2 separate regions of the Homo sapiens genome follow, and region 1 is linked to region 2. A link is a contact called in ENCODE Hi-C or POLR2A ChIA-PET data. All regions are on one chromosome and are shown on one strand. Each heading gives the region's core, a stretch centred on a gene start or an enhancer-like site at or near the end of the contact. The rest is flanking DNA. Distances are from core to core; before and after follow the strand shown.

Evidence for each region. Hi-C counts contacts between places; a loop is a spot of excess contacts on that map. ChIA-PET counts read pairs that join two places held with the same protein, here RNA polymerase II (POLR2A). Pooled maps may share reads with other maps.
Region 1: a map of mammary epithelial cell shows a loop between it and region 2 (2.3-fold over the local background). The contact joins two enhancer-like sites. A Hi-C loop is called at or near these places in 2 of 168 maps with a recorded cell type or tissue (GM12878 and mammary epithelial cell), 18 of 37 single-sample maps with no recorded cell type and 8 of 50 pooled maps. POLR2A ChIA-PET finds 5 or more read pairs at or near these places in 2 of 52 experiments (Panc1 and WTC11).

The regions. Positions count from the first base shown.
Region 1 is chr3:185,298,047-185,300,746 of GRCh38, forward strand. It overlaps a transcript of MAP3K13 not described here. Among named protein-coding and RNA genes, the nearest start is that of EHHADH, 45 kb to the left of the region's middle. Within about 2 kb of position 1,350, at least 4 of the 41 ENCODE cell types and tissues checked have a DNase peak (open chromatin) inside an H3K27ac peak, as active enhancers do.
Region 2 is chr3:185,215,355-185,218,054 of GRCh38, forward strand. The region is part of intron 5 of EHHADH (enoyl-CoA hydratase and 3-hydroxyacyl CoA dehydrogenase); the gene reads right to left. Among named protein-coding and RNA genes, the nearest start is that of MIR5588, 37 kb to the right of the region's middle. Within about 2 kb of position 1,422, at least 4 of the 41 ENCODE cell types and tissues checked have a DNase peak (open chromatin) inside an H3K27ac peak, as active enhancers do.

The DNA.
Region 1 (2,700 bases), core at 100-2,599, 83 kb after region 2:
CGACGGACTACAGGCCTTTCAGTAAACTCTGCAGTACCTCACTAAACAAAGCTGGTATTTTTGAGGCAAAAGATAAGAATATTTAGCTAAATGGTGTTCCACTTGCAAAATGTGCTAGTTCTTATTTGATTTTTTTCTTCTTTCTTAGAAAGCTTTCTCTTTTCTATCTTTTACTTAGAGATAAATATTACATTTGAAGTCACATCTGTCCCACACCATTTTTTTCAGGGTTGAAAGAGGAAAACTAAATGAACCATAGACTTAGGGAAATAATGGAAATATGTATGTTTTAAAAAAACCATTTATGTTCCACGTATTTCAAGGAAAGGAAATGAGGAGAAACATTAAGAACACCACAGAACCATTAAAATGGACAACTCAAAGGGAAAGTATTTTACCAAAAGCATTATGTATAACATGTTGCTGATTAAATTTGTGTTGTTATATTTAATGTGTAAGTATACATTATCCTAACTAATTTAAAATATGTTTATTGAATTTACTTTACATATTTTATTTATTTGATGGAACTTTATGTTCATTTTTTAAGAAGTCAAGTATCTCCTCATTTTGGCATTTGATGAGTAACGGGAGAAAACCTGAGAAGAGACAGAAGTAATGCAAAGGTCACCGTATCTTCCAGCATAAGTGATGTAGAAACAGAAAGATCTTATTTTCAGTCAAAGTGGTGAAGTGGCAGAAAGAAAATATCCCCCAACTGGTTTGCTGACACTAATTTTGCCATATAGTGAGGACAAAAAAAACATGTCTAGGCGTTTAACTCATTATCTCCTAAACTATGGTACACAGAATGTCTGACACAACTGCAAGAGATTTTGTAAGCCAAAAGGGTTCTGTAATGACATGTTTGGAAAATGTTGCAGTCTTTTTTGAAAGTTTATAGTGTATCTTAACACGTTCCAAACGTGTAATCACAATTCTTTTTCGCTCATAAAATCTATTAATAACCCTTGGAATCATCTTTCAGGAAATGCTGAAAATTTTGCTTCTGTTTAGGATGTAGAATGTTGCAAGAGAACATTGTTCCCATCATAACAATGAGAAAAATCTTGATAATCCACAAAGTCATGATGCTTCTTGAGCTCATCAGAGAGTTGAGGTCACAAGGCAATCAGATGAACTGAAATTCCAAAGAGAGGCAAGCCCTTTTGAAGAGAGACAGGACACAGAAACTGTGTTACCTTTGGCAGAGCATAGGAGGAAGAGAAGGCACCGTAAAGGTAGGTAAGAAGAAAGCAGCTAAAACTGTAATGAATTCTTAAAGGCTGAATGTGGGCTAATGTAACATTTCAGAATAACGGGAAGCCCCAGTCACAAAAGGAGCCTGCACTCACTTGCAAGCTTTCTTCTGTGGGCCCTTGTGTTACTTTCCTAGGGCTGCCAGAATGAAGTACAGCAATGTGCTGTGTAACAACATTTCAGTCGATGACCCCATCTTCATATTGCTATCTTCTCTGTATGTCTGTCTGTTTTCTCTCTCTCTCTCTTTTTTTTTTTTTTTTTTTTTTTTGAGACGGAGTCTCGCTCTGTCGCCCAGGCCGGACTGCGGACTGCAGTGGCGCAATCTCGGCTCACTGCAAGCTCCGCCTCCCGGGTTCACGCCATTCTCCTGCCTCAGCCTCCCGAGTAGCTGGGACTACAGGCGCCCGCCACCGCGCCCGGCTAATTTTTTGTATTTTTAGTAGAGACGGGGTTTCACCTTGTTAGCCAGGATGGTCTCGATCTCCTGACCTCATGATCCACCCGCCTCGGCCTCCCAAAGTGCTGGGATTACAGGCGTGAGCCACCGCGCCCGGCCCTCTCTCTCTCTTTTTAAAACAATTTTTAAAGATACAGTACAGTAGTGTTAACGGTATATATATTGTTGTGAAACAGATCTCTAGAACTTCTTCATCTTGCAAAACTGAAACTCTGTACCCCTTGAATAACTCACCTTTTCTCTCTTCCCCATTCTACTAGTAGCACCATTCTACTTCCCATTTCTAAGAGTTTGACTATTTTTGATACTTCACATAAGTGGAATCATGCAATATTTTTCTTTTTGTGGCTGGTTCGTTTCACTTAACACAGTGTCCTCAGAGTTCATCTGTGTTGTAGCATATGATAGGATTTCCTTCTTTTCTTTTTTTTTTTTTTTTTTCAGACAGAGTTTCACTCTGTTGCCCAGGCTAGAGTGCAGTGGCACGATCTCGGCTTATTGCAACCTCCGCCTCCCCGGTTCAAGCTATTCTCCTGCCTCAGCCTCCCGAGTAGCTGGGACAGGCACCCGCCACCACGCCCAGCTAAGTTTTTGTATTTTTAGTAGAGATGGGGTTTCACTTGTCTCGAACTCCTGATCACAGGTGATCCACCTGCCTTGGCCTCCCAAAGTGCTGGGATTACAGGCGTGAGCCACCACGCCCGGCCCTATTTCCTTATTTTTTTTTTCTTTTTTTTCTTTTTCAGATGGAGTGTAGCTTTGTTGCCCAGGCTGGAGTGCAATGGCGCCATCTCGGCTCACTGCAACCTCCAGCCTCCCAGGTTCAAGCAATTATTCTGCCTCAGCCTCCTGACTAGCTGGGACCACAGGTGCCTGGCATCACGCTGGCTAATTTTTGTATTTTTAGTAGAGACAGGGATTCACCATGTTGGTCAGGCTGGTCTCAAACTCCTGACCTCAAGTGATCCACCTGTCTCAGC
Region 2 (2,700 bases), core at 172-2,671:
CAATAGGAATGGCTCTCAAAAACATTATACAAAATAAAGCCAGCCACAGAAGACTATATACTACTGCATGATTTCATCCATATGAGATTCTAAAAAAACCATAAAAGTATGACAGAAAGTAGGTCACTGGTTGCCTGCGGCCAAGGGGAAGAAAAAAGGATTTATGGGAAAGGGGTATGAGAATACTTTTTAGGGTGATAGAACTATATTTTGATTGTGGCCATGGTTATACAACTGTAAACAACTACCAAAATTCACCAAACTCCCCCTTAAAATGCATGAATTTTATCTGTAGAAATTACACCTCAATACAGCTGGAAAAAATAAAAACAAAACCAAAAATAATTTAGAAATGTTTGAGAAAACTAACTTATCCTAAGCTGGAGAATAAAACAAAACAAAAGCAAAAATCACTTAAGAAATTTTGGAGAAAAACTAACATTTTCATTTTTGCTTATTTCCTTTCCATTTGTATCTGTATTCATACATACTCCAGATAATGATCATTACTCTATACACGATTATATACTGTATAATTGCAAATACATGTACATTTATATTCTACACATTTTTATATCACAATTTTACATTTTTCTATATAGTTTTCATGATTATAATTTAAAATAGTAACACATAATTGTCTAAAGCCCTGAAGTGTTAAAAGGTGAATTACAGGTTTAAAGCAAATGGTGCCTCAATATTTGGATGCCACCAAGTGGACAAACTGTATAATGTCGTTGAGATGAAACACTATTTTGTAAGTTTTATAAAGTAAAAATGCTTAATTTAATGTTTACAATTAATTTTAAATTGTGAATAAATTAAAGTTATAACCAGACCATTTTAGAAATGTAGCTAAGGTTGAGACCTGGATCCAGGTCTCCTAGATCATGAACCTCAACTATTTCTTGAAGTAACTTAATTCTCAAATCAGAATCTAGGGAAATCACTTAAGGAAAAGAACTTCCTGTTGAAATTGAGACCTTTACAAACTAAAACTACAGATGTGAATGACAGACACGGGTCTACCTTTAGCAAACCAAAGAATCATTTCGGGACCTCCAAATGCAAATAGCCTTTGCTGTGTGTCTGTCAAGTGACTTCTAACAAAACAATAAGCCCCCTCGGGAAGCACAATGATGAAAACACAGTGAAGGTTGCCTGAAAGGCCGAGAAAAATAGTAGGAAATTTATTTCTATTTGGGCAAGGACTTGCTGATTCTCTTTAGGGGTCTCCATTATTTTCTCCCCATCGTTCCTCCCCTCTCCAGTTCAAGCTTTTACTTTCACATTGAAACAGTAACTGGCTAGAGCCACAAAAAAGAAAGATTATTTCAGGAAAGTGTTTGGTCTCTGCCAAGGTCAACAAAAGAATGACTCCTTCAAAAGAATGCCTTTGAATGACACTGGGCCATTGCCTGCCACCAAGCGGGAGACCAGCACTCTGTTCTGCCTGTAACGCAATACTCTTCCCAATTATTTTTTTCTGGCTATTTTTACCCTCTCCATCTTGCTCATTTAAAGATGACAACATCCATAGACTGAAAAGAAACTGTGAAACAAACAAAAAAACCTCTGTGAGTGCCACTGAAAGAACTCTGAAAGGAACATCCCGAGTCCATAAAGTAAGAAACCACTGAGAGAAGGACATAACTCAGTTTGCGGAGACAGAAGTTCTCAAGGCCCACAGTTTTACTGCGGTAAATTATAGAGCCTGTGATATGGTTTAGATGTGTGTCCGCTCCAAATCTCATGTTGAAATGTGGTCCCCAGTGTTTGAGGTGGGAGCCTGGTGGGAGGTTACTGGGTCATGGGAGCTGATCCCTCAGGAACGGTTTAGTACCATCCCCTTGGTGATAAGAGAGCTTTCACTTAGTTGATGAGAGATCAGCTTGTTTAGAAGAGTTTGGGGCCAGGCGCGGTGGCTCATGCCTGTAATCCCAGCACTTTGGGAGGTCGAGGCAGGCAGATCACGAGGTCAGGAGTTCGAGATGAGCCTGGCAAACATAGTGAAACCCCGTCTCTACTAAAAATACAATAATTAGCGGGGCATGGTGGGCGGACGCCTGTATTCCCAGCTACTTGGGCTGCTGAGGCAAGAGAATCACTTGAACCCAGGAGGCAGAGGTTGTGGTGAGCCAAGATCGCGCCACTGCACTCCAGCCTGGGCAACAGAGCGGGACTCTGTCTCAGAAAAAAAAAAAAAAAAAAAGAGTTTGGGACCTCCACACTTCTCTCTTGCTCTCTTGCCATATGACGTGCCTATTCCTGCTTCACGTTCAACCACGGGTAAAAGCTCTGAGACCTCACCAGAAGCTGAGCACATGCTGGTACCATGCTTGTACAACCTGCGGAACTGTAAGCCAATTAAATCTTTTTTTCTTTATAAATTACCCAGCCTCAGGATTTTCTTTTTTTTTTTTTTCTCGAGACGGAGTCTCGTTCTGTCGCCCAGGATGGAGTGCAGTGGCGCGATCTCGGCTCACTGCAAGCTCCGCCTCCCGGGTTCACGCCATTCTCCTGCCTCAGCCTCCCGAGTAGCTGGGATTACAGGCGCCCGCCACCACGCCCGGCTAATTTTTTGTATTTTTTAGTAGACACGGGGTTTCACCGTGTTAGCCAGGATGGTCTCGATCTCCTGACCTCGTGATCCGCCCACCTCGGACTCCCAGAGTGCTGGGATTACAGGCGTGAGCCACT